2 separate regions of the Mus musculus genome follow, and region 2 is linked to region 1. The links are chromatin loops, found by intact Hi-C in ENCODE. Cell type or tissue: left cerebral cortex. All regions are shown on one strand.

What was found. A loop is a pair of places that touch in the nucleus more often than their neighbours do. Peaks named below come from ENCODE experiments on the same cell type or tissue, not always from the same donor. Only the 100,000 strongest peaks of a DNase experiment are listed, where the experiment ranks them.
Region 2: it touches region 1 in a loop (2.0-fold over the local background); 1 of 42 quality-filtered maps calls a loop at or near these places.

What each region holds. Positions count from the first base shown.
Region 1 is chr2:34,850,980-34,858,979 of GRCm38, reverse strand. It overlaps Psmd5 (proteasome (prosome, macropain) 26S subunit, non-ATPase, 5), which reads left to right. Exons shown (of 10, transcript NM_080554.2): 7 at 1,151-1,342; 8 at 2,423-2,532; 9 at 4,588-4,728; 10 at 6,147-6,891. The coding sequence ends at 6,404. Among named protein-coding and RNA genes, the nearest start is that of Psmd5, 16 kb to the left of the region's middle. In left cerebral cortex, a CTCF peak has its summit at 3,541 (motif pointing right); a DNase peak (open chromatin) is centred at 1,606.
Region 2 is chr2:35,128,024-35,136,023 of GRCm38, reverse strand. Cntrl (centriolin) reads right to left here. Exons shown (of 44, transcript NM_001379274.1): 10 at 7,987-8,000; 11 at 6,209-6,403; 12 at 1,913-2,066; 13 at 336-556. Among named protein-coding and RNA genes, the nearest start is that of Cntrl, 23 kb to the right of the region's middle. In left cerebral cortex, a CTCF peak has its summit at 3,786; a DNase peak (open chromatin) is centred at 3,863; H3K4me3 peaks cover 1,144 bases; H3K27ac peaks cover 784 bases.

The DNA of each region.
Region 1 (8,000 bases):
AATCCAAAGTTGAACCCAGGAATAGGTTGATGATTAGAGGATATTAGGGCTTGCTGTGACGGTGGGAGTGCAGGCATCCAAACTGCCAGAAATAAGGACAGGGTCATGACTGTTACACTGTGTGCTCTCTTAAGTGGTGCTTAGAAGAGACTTAAGTGTTTTCACCACAAACAACATAGTACGTATATTAATTTGCTTAATTTGTCCAGTATACAATACAAATATATTTCCAGACATGATGTACATAACAGCTGTGTACAGAATTTTTTGGTTTTTGTTTTTTTGTTAGTTTGAAAAGTTAATAAAAACAAAAGACACTAAGAGTCCCTTAATGAGGTGGAATCTGTTGTACTGGGACAACTGCACTGTGGACTGATGTTATGAAAACATGGGCACTCTACAGCATTAGATGGTTTTCTTTAAAAATTCAGTGAGAGCCAGGTGTGGTGGTGCATGCTTTTAATCCCAGCACTTGGGAGGCAGGAGCAGTCAAATATCTGCATTCAAGGCCAGCCTGGTCTACAGTGATTCTGGGACAGCCAGAAGTACACAGAGAAACCATCTCTCAAAAAATCAACAGTTGAGTGAGAAATAAATCAGAATACCAATATACCAGTATGCTGCCGTGCACCGAGTCCAGATCTGTGCATTCTGTGCGGTGAGATGAGGAGGATTCACCCCGCCCATTTCACTCCAGGTCGGGTTGATTAGTCTTCCTCACACACTCGAGTAGCTGAGGGTAATGCCCCTTGAGGTGGTCTGCTGAAGTTTACAGTGATTGCACCTGGTGCAATCACTCCCTGTCATTGGTATCCATTGGTGTGCCTATGTTCTCTCTCTTCCTCCCTCCTTCCCTGTCTCTCTCTCCTCCGTTTCCTTCTCTCCCTACCTGGCTATAGACCAAGCTGACCTGTAACACACAGATAGTTCTCTGCCTCTCCCCTCAAGCTCCGTTGACACCTTGGGGAATTTCGTTCTTGGAACCACACAGATGGGTCTTTGAATCTCCTTAGCTGTCCGCTGCAGGCAGCACAGTGCTTATCTGTCTCCTCCTGCTGCCTACAGTTACTGATAATTCCTGTGGAAACATGGAGCCCCCAACTTGTGTTTCTTATCCTTCTCCTAACGTCTATTTTTGTAAATCTTTTAGGATTTGTGAAGTTTTTTGGAAACCTGGCCGTCATGGATAGTCCTCAGCAGATCTGTGAGCGCTACCCTGTTTTTCTGGAGAAGGTGTTTGAAATGGCGGATAGTCAAGACCCCACCATGATTGGTGTCGCTGTCGACACAGTTGGAATCCTGGGATCCAGTGTTGAAGGAAAACAAGTTTTACAGAAGACAGGTTGGTGTGACTTGACTTGGCTTTTGTAAGACATATTTTGGGCCAGGATTTCATGTTCAGGTTCATCTGCTGGTGGGATAACTGTTCTAGAAACTACTTTTGCAGGCGACAGTCTTCTTATCCCTAACATGAACTTGCCTCCCAGAGTCTTGTGATTAGTACTGAAAGCTGTGGCTTTTGCTCCTTACTATATGTAGGCTTTCATCCAACAAGAACCATGTGGTTTGCTGCTAACATTTTCCTTAATTTTATGGCATTGCTCATGTTGTGTTCGAGTTTCTACACTGACGGAAGCTGTATGAATTTCATTTACATAACTTCTCTGGTCACGTTCCTCATTTATCAAAATAGCACAGCAGCAGCTTCTTCAGGGTTTTGAGTATTTCAGAAGCACAGAGAGAGTCAGAAGGAACACTTTGTGTCGAGACCCTTCCGAGCCTGTGCAGGTTGGAACCTTTGACTGCACTCCTCCGTAATGTTTTACCGTGCTGAGCGTCCATTGCTTTTCACTTCGTACCCATGAGGGTAGCCGCTACCTTTATTTTCTTCTAAGCATAACAAGTGTTCAGATGTTAGAAAACAGTATGGAAGTTCCACAGAAAAATTAAAACAGAGCTAGCGTATGAGCCAGCAACTCTGGAATACAATATGGCAAGCAAAGGTTCAAGCAGTGTCTATATACTCCTGTGTAGAGCAGTATCTATCTGCTCAAAGCAATTTAAACCCCATAATGTACGTGGTGGATGAATGAGTTACATGTGTGTGAAAGTGTGAGGCTGTGACAGAAGCTGCAGCACAGAGGCGGTCTAAAGACATTTTGCTAAAACAAGAGGGCCAGGCATGGAGAACAGGTACTGCACGATTCACAGACAAGCTTATGTTAAGCACATAGGGAGGTCAAGTTCATAGCAACAGAAAGCCGAGATCAGGCACCAGGGAGAGAGAAGGGAGGGTGGGGTTTGCTTGTTGGGACCTCGTCTCAGGTTGGGCTGTTGAGAAGGATGGTGGTGGTGGAGCACAGCAGTATGAACGAGATGGGCAGCACTGGTTGGGTTTAATGTGTCACCTTATCCTTCACAGGAACCCGCTTTGAACGTGTCCTCATGAGAGTAGGATATCAAGCAAAGAATGCTTCCACGGAGCTGAAGATTAGGTGCTTGGATGCAGTTTCCTCTCTCCTGTATTTATCGGTAAGTACACGGGGAAGTTAATGAAGGGCAGCGGGCTGTCTGTGTTTGGGAGGACGAATCGGCATGGCACTAGTAGTTTCTGAGTTCCAGGCCAGCCAGGGCTCCAGAGAGAAACCCTGGCTCAAGACCTAACAAAACAAAGCAGGGCAGTGGTTATTCCACCACTTGGGAGGCAGAGGCAGGTACTCTTGAGTTCAATGCCAGCCTGGTCTACAGAGTGAGTTCCAGGAGAGTGAGAGCTACCTTCACTATGTTACTGGGACATGAAAACTTTGTAAGGGTATTTTTCAATTTATTCAAGAGTTGCATACACGTATGCATACATTTGATTGTGTCCACTCCTTTCCAGTGTCCCCTCCCTGTTCCTCCAATGTCCTCTCCAACCTCATGACTATCTGCTTTCTTTCTTATTATGTAATTAGTGCTGCCCATATGCACAGGGTTTGAGGTCATGGCCACACATGCAAGACTCCCCCTTCCTCCCTGGCTGCTGTCAACTCCTCTAGCTCTTCCTTGGCTGCATTGGGGTTTTGGTTGGCTTAAGTTTGTGCAGGGAACCACAGCAGCTAGCCATCTCAAGCACTCCTCTCATCTTCAGCTCTTAAATTCTTTCTGCCCTCTCGTCTTCAGAGTTCCCTGAGCCTTGAGAAGCAGGGGATTGATACAGATGTGTCACTATAGGCAATATTAAAGTCACTTATTCCCAGTCACTGCCCATTGCAAAAAGAAGCATCTCTGACCAAGGCTGAAAGCCTCACAAATCTAAATATAAACATGAGCAGCTAGCAAAACAACAATAGGAGGTGCCCCTCTAAGACCTTTGACTTCCACAGCCATGGGTCATTTTATGGTATGGTGTGGTGTGGTGTGGTGTGGTGTGGTGTGTGGTGTGGTGTGGTGTGGTGTGGTGTGGTGTGGTGTGGTATGGGTATGGGTATGGGTATGGGTGTTTAGCGCTTGTGTGCAGTGCCTGTAGAGGCCAGGAGAGGGCTCAGACCCCTAGAACTGGAGTTGCAGCTTTACGGTACCAAGCCTGAATGCTGTCCTATGGAGCAGGCCTCAGTCCAGTCAGGTGCTTGGTTCTCCTCATAACAGTCATCGCAAGTGGGCACAGCGTTCAGGTCCAGCACTGGGCAAGAACACTGATGTCTTTGCTCCCCTGCATCCTGCAGAGAGCAGTTTATGGTACTGCGGAAGCTAGGCAGCTTAGAAGAAGTTTTCCAGGGTTATCATTTAGTTATGATGGACAGCTAAGAGCAACAGGCATAACCTGCTTTAATAGGGGAGGTGCTCTCTGGGACCTCCCAACTGTAGGGAGTCGCTGGGGTTTTCAGTTACTAGCCCATTTCCTCTGGGAACAGCATTGTCCACTCATGCAGGGATCAGAGTCCCTTGGGGGTGGGGGCTGCTTCTTTAGTCTTAGTTAGCTTACCCATAACCCCTTCTCACTCCCGAAATCTATCATCGTGAGTGAGAGAAGGGGGTTACAGGAGATGTGCATATGTATAGGCACACGTGCCATAGTGCACATGTGGAGATCGGAGGACAACTTGATGGAGTCAGTTCTCTCCTACTCTATATGACACCTGAGGACTGAACTCGGGCTGTCAGGCTCACACAGCCAGGGCTTTACCCGCTGAGCCATCAGCAGCTCGGTTACTCATATCTTTTGGTTTGTCTGCTTGTGTTTTTTATTTTCGAGACAGGGTTTCTCTGTGTAGCCCTGGCTGTCCTGGAACTCACTTTGTAGACCAGGCTGGCCTCGAACTCAGAAATCCACCTCCCTCTGCCTCCCAAGTGCTGGGATTAAAGGCGTGTGCCATCACCGTCCATATCTTAAGTGTAACATAGAATGACAGAGTAATAGAACTGGAGGAGTCCTAGTGAGTAGTTCATCCCGTCCAACAAAGATGGGAGCTTTCTGGCCTGGATTGAGAGATGGGTTCTCTCCAAGGGGCTCACAGAATGCCATTTATCCAAGGCTTCCTGACTCAGGCACGGGCTTTTCTCTGGCTGTGGTAACCTTGCCATGGGCATTTCCTTTCTGTGCTGCAGCCTGAGCAGCAGACTGATGACTTCCTGGGAATGACAGAATCCTGGTTTTCCTCCATGTCTCGAGACTCCCTGGAGCTTTTCCGTGGTATCAGTAACCAGCCCTTCCCGGAGCTACACTGTGCTGCCTTGAAAGTTTTCACAGTAGGTACCTTTTCTCCTCAGATCCTTCTGTGACTGCCAGCTCAACACGGAGCACTAGAGTGAGCTAGCCTCTGTGCACGCAGTAGTTTCTACCCTGCTGCTTCAGGAGCCATTGAGAGAGACTCGTGCCAACGGGTTGTCAGTAAGGGGTGTTCACTACTGTCTGAGGTTTAAACCAGCTGCTATTGCATCACAGGTTGACCCAGCTCCTCAAGTTCTGCTCAGCTTTAGCCTTGACTCCTACACTCCCTTTTGGCACTCCGTGCTCTGGATATGCCGGGCTGCTGGTTTCTCACCTCTGACCTTTGCTGTGGCAACTGACCTCAGCACTGCTAACTTTGCTTATGAACCTCTTAATTATTCAAGAAGTGGCTCCAGTGCAGGAACTACTAAGTCTGGTACAGTGGCGATAAATGATCCTGGTTCTCATACACAAGTTTCCCCTGATGTGAGACGGTGGGCCCTTTCTCAAACTTCCCATCTATGGAGGGAGCCACACCATAAATACAGTGGTTATAAAATTATAGCTAAGGGGCTGGAGAGATGGCTCACCGGTTAAGAGCACTGGCTGCTCTTCCTAAGGTCCTGAGTTCAATTCCCAGCAACCACATGGTAGTTCACAAATCTTTTTTCTTTCTTTCTTTTTTTTGTTTTGTTTTTTTGTTTTGTTTTGTTTTTCGGGGTTTTTTTTGGTTTTTCAAGACAGGGTTTCTCTGTATAGTCCTGGCTGTCTTGGACCTCACTTTATAGACCAGGCTGGCCTCAAACTCAGAAATCCGCCTGCCTCTGCCTCCCGAGTGCTGGGATTAAAGGCATGCGCCACCACGCCCGGCCCTTTTTTTTTTTTTTGTATGTATGTGAATACACCATAAGGATGCTGGGATTTGAACTCATGACCTCCAGAACAGCAGTCGGTGCTTCTAACAGCTGAGCCATTTCAGCAGCCCACAGTTTTCAACCTGTGGGTTGCAACCCCACTGGCAAATCTGTCTCCTAAAACATTTACATTATGATTCGTAACAGTAGCAAAATTACAATTATGAAGTGTCAACAAAAATAATTTTATGGTTGGAGGGTCACTACAACATGATGGATTGTATTAAAGGGCCACTGTGGCTGTCTCAGACACCAGAGGAGGGCATCAGATTCCATTACAGATGGTTGTGAGCCACCCTGTGGTTGCTGGGAGTTGAACTCAGAACTCAGTTAGGAGCAGTCAGTGCCAAGCCATCTCTCCAGCCCCATACGAAACTTTTAGTTAGTTAGAGAATTTTAAAAAATGTTTCTCAGGAATCTGTTTACTTGGACAAAGGGAGATGCATTTAAGGTTTGTGCTATCACATTTATCTCTTAAGTATTATGTTGTCTGCTCATGAACTTAACTATAAGTTGTATTCTCTTTCTGCCTTCACTTTCAGGCTATTGCAGACCAGCCCTGGGCTCAGAGACTTATGTTTAACAGTCCAGGTTTTGTAGAGTTTGTGATGGACCGGTCTGTGGAACATGACAAAGCTTCAAAGGATGCCAAATATGAACTGGTAAAAGCACTTGCCAATTCCAAGACAGTTGCAGAGATCTTTGGGAACTCAAATTATTTGAGGCTCAGAGCGTACCTAAGTGAAGGTCCATACTATGTGAAACCTGTTGCCACAACAGCAGTAGAAGGGGCTGACTGATCCCTTTCCACCTAAAACAGCAGAATTTCCCAAGGCACACGATTCCATCCGTGCTCCACACCACAGGACGTCTGTCTTCCCAGGCACAGCCTCACCATCAGCAGTGTTGTCCCTACTTAATGCTGTGTAGACTCGGCTCTTGTAAAAGCAGTAGGAGCCTGAGAGTGCTCGTGTTTCCCCGAGTCCTCTGGCTGCCAAAGTCTCTGCTGCAAGGTCGAGGTTTGTTTTCTCAAAGTTTCCATGGGCACACTCATGACATTTTTAAAAAATAAAATGAAGCCAAAATGATTCTGGATTCTCTCAACCACATTTTCTTTTTCCTTACCTGATTTTTGCCTCAAAATCTTGGGTATCTTGGGTAGTCTCTAAAAAATAAGTCATTTAGAATCATCGAATTATATTATTTGTATATAAGGAATAATAGTTTGAATAATATTTCTTACTTTTCCTTTGAAAATAAAATAAATCCAAACTTGTTTGGCGTTGGTATTCCGGCTGTGTGTCACTGTTACCATGTTGTGGTGACAGGGAAGGAAGTGTAATGCCCTAACCAGAAAGTTTCCTTTGTTACCATTTTATCCATTGGTGGGTCATCATCACTGAGGGCTGGGCTGATTCTTCAGACCTATTAAGTCTAGTCTTGATGTAGTCAGACTCTCTGGCTCCTGATGTCCAAAGTCAGAAGAGAAGGGACAGCGTGTACCAACTAACATGCCATGTCACTGTTTTACCAATGTTTATATCTAAACAGCAAAGCTCTCGACACACAAAAAAGACTTGGGGGGAGGGGGTGTTGCTCCAGCCTGTCAGTGGCACTAGAACCAGGACGTGTTTCTTTTAGGCTGTGCTGAGGTAGCTAAGTCATCCCTTCCTGTAACCTGACTTTCGAATGACTGGAGTCCTGGTCCAGCTGCGTTTCCTTTTCCACACTGATCATTTCTATATGACCAGTATCACAAATTAGCCTATACCTGACTTATTTTAATGGCATTCATGATGTTAGGTTTTTTTCCCTTAACTTTGGTTGCAGTAAGATTATATATATATACATACACACACACACACACACACACACACACACACACACACACACACACACACACATATATATACACACACACACATGTAATTCACGTGGTAAAATAAAATATAGCTATTGTAAGTGTGCTTTTCAGTAGCATTATATATGTGTTATACAGTGATTATTGCTGTCCCTCTCCAAAACTCTATCTTTGAAAACTAAAGTTTTATGTCTATTAAATGGTAATTCCTCCCACTGCTGCCAGCCACCATCCCAAGTCACACTGTTGACTTAATTATGTAATTCCAAGATTCAAAGGAGTCCCCTCTCTCCAGTGTATGGTGTGTATACTCATTCTGCTTTGTTGTTTCTTTAAAAAAAAAAGATTTATGTAAATATATGAGTACACTGTAGTTGTAAACCTTCATGTGGTTGTTGGGAATTGAATTTAGGACCGCTGCTTGCTCTGGTTGACCCTGCTCATTTATTATTATAAATAAGTACACTGTAGTTGTCTTCAGATGCACCAGAAAAGGGCATCAGATCTCATTACCGGTGGTTGTGAGACACTGTGG
Region 2 (8,000 bases), 280 kb before region 1:
AGGCCAGCCTGAGCTACATAGTAAGATTTTATCTAAAACAGGTCGTTAAAACAACATAGGGAAATCCTCAAAGCAATGAGGATGAGCAGAAGATGAAAGGTGTAACGTAACTCATGTTCTATTAGCTGTAAATAATGTCAGTTATCAAGTAATAACAGTAAGATGAACCATGGTATTCCTATAATTTTGCTCCATGAACCCAACATAAACATTTGATACAGCATTTTGGGTAGACACACGTTCATATTCTTCAGTTATTTGATGACCCGTTTCTAAGTGAATTTGACATACGTCATTTACTTCCGAAGCTCAAAAAGCAGAAAAGCAAGTCTTACCTTCCTCATATTTTCTGCATCCATGGCAATGAGTTCAAGTTCCTCCTTCTCCTGCTGGACTTCTGTCAGTCTCTGCAGCAATGTCTCTTTCTCATCCTGTAGCTTCCTGCACTCATTCTGGGCCTGAGTTGCCTGGCCTTTGATGGTTCCAAGGTACTCTTGCAACCCACTGATGACACCTTCTAAATCCTTCTTCAGAGCTTCGTTTGCTGCTATCTGGCCTATGCATGATAAAAACAGAGGGGTAATATGTATTTTAGAAGTATTTTGTCTCTTTAGTGATTGGTTATTAGCCCACAGTGAAAGTCTAAGTTTCTTATATATCTAATTTTTGAAAATAGGATAATATATTTCCTATAATACAGGAATATTGTACAAGTATGCATAAATAAGACAAGCATACTTATGACAAATATTTACAGAATGCCTGAATAATGCTGTAAAATTTAATTTTTTCTAAAATAGGAAAAAAGGCATTGCTGGGTGGTAGTACTACCCACCTTTGATCCCAGCATGTGGGAGGCGGCAGAGGAAAGTGGATCTCTGTGAGTTTGAGGCCAGCCTGGGCTACAGAGCAAGTTCCAGGACAGCCAAGGATACATAGAGAATCTGTGTCAAAAAACAAAACAAAACAAAACAAACAAACAAACAAAAAACCCAGAGAGAAAGAAAGAAAGAAAGAAAGAAAGAAAGAAAGAAAGAAAGAAATAATATTAAAGTATAATAAAACTATGAGTTCTTCCTGAATACACAATACAAAACCAGTCAATATATAAGACTCACACGAATCTCAGACTGGCAGCATAAATATATATACCCTGAAGGGTAAAAAGCTATCATAGGGACTGGAAAGATGGCCCATCAGTTAAGAGTAACTGGCTTCTTGTCATGAAGGTTCACATCGGTCTGTAACTTCAGTTCCAGGGGATCCAACATTCTCTTACAGATTCCATGGGCACGGCATGCACATGGTACATAGACATACTTCAGGCATAACAAACACATACATACATTTTTAGTTAAGTACTTAAAAAGTGTATGCTGACACATGCTATTTTACAGGATACTTTTATGAAAACTTTAAAAAGCCTCTCTCAACAACTATTTATCAAGGCAGAGACAAACTGAAGGTGACGATCAACGGATGGAACCTTTCCTTACCTGGAGCTCAGGCTCCGTCACACACCTGATTTACTTCCCTCTTCCTCTACTCTGAAAATGCTATTTAAATTTGCCTTCTTTCTATACACCTTCTATAACTCACAATGAGTTTCCTAACGTCAACGGGCTCCTGAAAGGACTGTATGCCACAGAAGGCAATCACTGACCAAGCTTTTCCTGATCAGCTTGATTTCTTCCCTACTGAAGCCTGATTCACTGGTCATCAACGTAACAAACCATAATAATACAAAATACTTTAAATTTCACTAAATGTTTTTGGGTATGTTCAGCCAAAATTCCCCATCGAACACTAGTAAAAAGAGCTGAACTGTATCCAGCCAAGTCTTGGATTGTCCGTGTGAGCATCTTCTGTGTGCCCTGAAGCTATTTACCCTAAATCACACTTGAGTTCTCACCATCTGTAAGCTGCTGTTCAAGGTCCTTGATCTCTTCAGTCTCTTTGGCAATTCTACAAAGTATCTCGTCCAGGCGGCTTTCGAGCTGTGTGTACTGTCTGTTCATAATGTCAAGCTGCTGTTCTTTGCCCCTCTTCTGGGCTTTCATGTGGGACTGAATTTCAGGGAAAAAAATCATCAATACAACCCAAAATTTTAACACTATTGAAAATAATAACTCTTAGCAACATTTTAAAAACCAGTATTGAAAATAAAGTGTGACAATTTCATCTGCTCTGAGTTAGGCCCTTTAGAACTTTCATATAGATGGTTCTTGTTTAACCTTAGGGTGATCCGAGATGAGATGAGAACACAGAGCCGATCAGGGAGGATAAGCCATTTTTCAAGGGCACAATATAGAAATTTCAGTGTTTTATGCATAGCATTAAAATATGTCTTTTTTAAAAAAGGTTTTCAGAACACTGGTTACACTGACAGCATATTTACAGGGAACATCCAAAGATAATTTCAAAGTATAAATAGGCATTATATTTATGTATAAGGACTCTAAGAGATTTTACTTATAGTTTTTAAAATTTACAAAAATTTTAGGTTGGGAGTTTTATAGTAAATAACTAAAGTCTTTTTAATTTGAAAGAAATAGCATTTAATTATACTTTTAAAAGGTTTCTCAGGTAGGCTTGGAGAAAATGGAGACTTCAGATCAATAAACACATGGGATTCAAATTTATTTTCTATTTCCATTCATTCAAACATTTTGTTCTTAGATATAATTATCTGGGAATGGAGAGGAAGCTCAAAAATCATTTATCCCAGCAGGAATTCATTTGTAGGGCCCTGGGAGGCATACCCCTTACACTCTCCGCGCTCTGGCCCACACACCCTCTTGTTCCTGTGCCCTGACAATTATGATATCATGGAGCCACTGCTAAGTGACAGGAATGTATTATCTCCCCCAGGTGTGCTGAGGAAAACAGAGAGCAAATGATCTAGTCTAACCTTCCACTTCAGAAATGTAAGCCTGAATCTCACGTCAATCAAATGTCTTGACTGGTTTCCTTAGGCAACAGTTCATTTGGAGACAAAATAATTCCCGAGAGAGACATCTGCCTTCCTTCCCCTCAAGGCTCCCAAGACTCCAACCTTATCCAAGAGGATCAGAAGAACAGAACAATAACTGAGGGAAAACTCATTAGGAGAACAGTTAGAGCCCGAGCAACAAGTGCTACTGTTTCCAAGCCTAAGACATGTTAGCTTCTACAAGAAAGAGCTTAGTTTGAGAGGTACCCCCCCCCCCTCAAATGGGGAGCAAATGAGTGGCCACCGCCACCTTTGAGGCCAGCTGTTATTTTACAGGTGGTAGATTTGACGGGGTGTTCGAATCACCTTTTCCCACTCCCCACATACCCATCTTAAATCTTTCCTACAACAGTTACTGTAGGTAGGTAAGAGTTTATATCCTAATAGTACACCAAACACTTTTGTGGCTCAAGAATGAACAAAAATTCTACTGTCCTCTTAATCAACAGCTTAAAATTCGCTGTTAAAAGTGCACTGCAACCTCTATACGCAGGGCAAACATGTGGTTCAGAAGACGGCACTGCTGTGTGTGAAACACGCGGCGCCACGGCCGTTCCTGCGGTTCTTCTGCAGCGGTGGAGCTCACAAAAGAGTTACTGTGAACAAACAGGAACTTACAGATCTGGCTCCTCCTCCGTCCAAGCCCTTTCTTTATACACAGAGGAACGACCATACCTTAACTCCGAATCTTTCCTGTTATGACAGAGCCGTGGGGAACAAAAACAGGCTGCGCAAAGCTTTCTAAGTCTGTCTTCAAATTCATGTGCACTTCCCTCTCTGACAGCCACATCTTGGCAAGCGCCTCCGTGCCCAAGTAACTTCCCAGCGCCTCAAACTATGGGCCTAGTCAAGCATGAGTGACAGCGAGCTAGTCCAGTCACCAGCAGTCTCTGTGGTCAGGCCCCGCCTGCAACTTTAAATCAAAACACAGGAAGCTCCCGAGGGCCAATCACACCCAAAGGCTGAAAGATCACTCCAATTCCCTCTAGGAAAGCAGGACAGATCTTCATTGTGTTTGCAGTTGACAATTGTTCCTCTAGCTGGGAAAACTTGGTAAATAAAACGGGATTCGACTTTTAAACGCCATTTCCCCTTTTGAAACCTAATAAAATGTTTATGTATTTTTTAAAAATCTGAATAGGCTTGGTTCTGAGCTAAGATTTCATTTTTCATTTTTGGATTTTAAAAATCCTTTTGTAAGGAGAGGGTTGTTGTAATAACTTAAGCAAGGGCTCCATCCCTTCCTAAGAGTGCTGAGGGGCAAGTAATTGAGTTTTCCTAAGTCACAATTCTACCCTCTGCAAGTGAAAACCTTGAGAACTGTGCTGTGGTATCAGGACTGGAGTTTGGTCAGTGTGCCTTACTCCTACCTAGCAACCCTCAAGACTACACAGAGAAACCCTGTCTTGAGGCACATCCCTCAAAACAACAACAACAAAACAACAACAACAACAAAAAAGAACACACAAAAAACAGGGAGGTGATGGTACATCTTTAATCCCAGTACTGAAGAGGCAGATGGATCTGAGTTCCAGGACAGCCAAGGCTACACAAAGAAACCTTGTCTCAAAGAAAGACCAAACCAAAACAACAACAACAAAACAAAAACAAAACAAAAGGTCTCTTTAGCCCTTTCCTCTATGTGATACTGCTCAGAAATACAGGGAAACTTAATTTCCCCTTATGCCTAGAATGCCATGGTCATTTGCTGTAGCAAACACAATTGTGGCTTTAATCTGACTCAGGACCAGCAAGCTGCTTCATTCTTGCCTTCTGGGGGATATAGTTTTCTATTGTCATGGCAACCCTTTCACAGACGGAAGACTTAATATGTAAATATAATATAGTAAGATACTACTGACTGTTATACATTACAGGACTTAAAAATCTCTGATTTTTCATCTGACAAAAATTCTTGAGAATAACCTGGGGAGGTGGGCATATAAGCCTAAGAGCTGATCTGGATGCCCAGCCCTCCTGTAAGGCAGGCACAGAGCAAGACCATAGAACCCCAGTGTGGGTTAGGTGGAGGGGACAAAAGCCAACTGCTGAAGCTCCTGACCTAGCTCAATTAATTGGCTTCAGACTCAATAAGAGATCCTGTCTCAAAAATGAGTGAATGAATGAATGAATGAATGAATGAATATATATATAAACAGAAAACAAGTGAGGATGCCAATGGACATTGACCTCTACCCTCCACATACACATGATGCTATGTGCACACACAAATGTACACTACACACGCATGGACGCACACAAATAAAATAATGCTTTCAGTAAGAATACCAAGGCTTAGGCTTCTTTTTTGAAGATATTTTATACCTACAACAATTAGTTTATCCTTGTCAAAATTACATGGCCTCTATTTATAGGTACATACATACAAACATATAAAACTGATGTTAAAAGAGAAATCTGACAAGTACTTAGAGCATTTCTAGTGCACTGTCCTTATCACATTACATTCTGATTCCTGTTACTCCAGAGATCTTCATTTTTTTTATTATAACTTTACAATTCCACCTGTGACAGTAAATTATAAAGGAAATAGTGGCTAAAATATACATCATTAGTAAGATTAACTAGGGTATAGATTGACAGAAAGAGACAAGAGTCTAACCCTATCGTTCACTCATCTTTATTTCACAACACATCATGGCAAACTCTAGAGAAATGTTTTCTTTTTAAGGACAAAATAAATAGAACCAGCAAACAACGTTTGTGGATTATCTGCATGAAAACTTAAAGAGGTACAGAAGTCCTCTGACCTTGCTTCAGCACTTCCTGTCTTTAGGAGACCAATTTACAGAGCACCTTGAAGAAAGTTTCTCTTGCTCTAGAATACTACAAAAATCAGCCACTAACCCCAGTGTGTCATGTAGCCTTCATTTATTGAAAACCAATTTGTTCAAGACTAGGTGGTTCCATTTTGGATATAAATGTTTGATATGAATACATTCATATCTTTCTATCTAATTATATTTATTCATATACAAATAATTTACATATATAATTAATAAATATAAATAATAAAATATAATTATTTGTATATGAATAATATTTTTTTTTCTAACTTAAATCTGTATAGCAAATGAAAACTTTCAGAAAGGATTCTGCTATTAAAATGGTAAGGCAAATACTATCTATACACAGATATAAAGTAGCAGTTCCACGGAGACCGTGGAACTAGTCAAGATTTCCCATTTTACTTACATGTTTTGGGTCTTTGGGATCCAGGCTGTCTGTGGCTAGCTGCACGGTATTGATCTCTTCATGCTTTTCGGCAATTTCTTTTCTTTGCTTTTCCATCTGTATTTCTAGGTCCAGAGCTTCCTGGCGTAATCTGTTTAGATGTTGTAGTCTACCACTCAACTGCTTGAGAAGGAGGTCTTTCTCTGCTTCTGAAATCTAATTCTCCCCAGCCCCCAGCACATAATTAATAAAGGAGAGCAACAACAATTTATGAAGCTAGCACCTATAACTTCAAAAATACTCTGTTATAGAAGACTTTTAAAGTAAGAGCTGTGGTAATTGTCTAGTGTTGTGCTTTGAATGGGAATTGTTCCCACATGCTTATGTATTTGAATACTTGGTCTCCAGTTGTTTTAGAAGATTTAAGAGGTTTGGCATTGTTGGAGGTGTTACAGGCTCGGAAGTTTCAAAAGCCCAAGTCATTCCCAGTCAGGTCTTTCTGCCTTGTGTTGTGATCTCTCAGCTACTACTCCAGTGCCATGCCTGCCTGCCTGCTGCCATGCACCCTGCCACAAGGTCATAGATTCTAACTCTCTAGAACTGCGAGTCCCCAAATTAGACAGGTTCTTTTATAAAGTGCCTTGGTCACGGTGATTTGTCATAGCAACTGAAAAGCAGCTAAGACAGCTAGGCAGTCTCTATGCAGTTTGTAGTTTTATGCTAATTATAGGTAGAAACCCCACCTCTAAAAGCTTATGAACACTGGGAATGTGGTGACAAGTGCACTTAAAGCTGTCATCATCACAGCAGTAGAATGGCTGACTTGATGCATGGACATGCAGCAGGTACGACTCTAAATTGCATACCTTGTAATCCTTGAAACATGTAAGGTAGAAAGATACCACGGCAATTTATTATATTTATTTTTGAGATAGGGTCTTGCTATGTATCCTTGGATGGCCTAGAACTCACTATTTGGACCAGGCTGACCTCAGAACTCACAGAAATCAGCCTGCCTCTTACTCCCGTGCGCTGGGATCAACAGTGTGCTCTATCAGTGCTGCAGTTCCACGTGTAGGACAATAACATCACGGGAAATCCAGGTGTCTTCCTCAATGTCATATTAGGAGGTCATAGGACCAAGACTGTGTGACTTGAGACATTTTATGAATTGGTGTACTACAGTTTAAATATGGAGATAGTCTACCAGTGAGTTCTGAGGGTTGACACAGTAACTTAAAAAAAAACAAACAAAACAAAACAAACAAAACAAACAAAACAAAAATCCAAAACCAAACTCTGGTCCTCTGGAAGAGCAGTAATTACTCTTATAAGTAATATATTGTTTGGTTGGTTGGTTTGGTTTTTTTGAGACAGGGTTTCTCAAGACAATGTTTCTCTGTCTAGCCCTGGCTGTCCTGGAGCTTGTTCTATAGACCAGACTGGCCTTGAACTCAGATACTTGCCTGCCTGTCATGTGCCACCCCACCTGAATTTTTTAAGTAATTTATTTCTACATATTTTATGAAATATTAACAGGATATCATTATGAATAAAATACTGTAACCATATTCTAGTCTACACTAATCCAATAATTAATTTCAAAATGATTTATATGGCTGAATATCCCTGGCTGGTCTGGAACTCACTCTATAGACCAAGCAGGCCTCAAATTCAGAGTTCCTCCTGCCTCTTCCTTCTCAGTGCTGGGATTAAAGGCAAGCACCACCACTACTGCAGTTTTACAGGTAGGAAGCAAGCTCACATTAACAGTGATTTCTCTGGCATGATTCACATACCTTTTTTTGTTGTA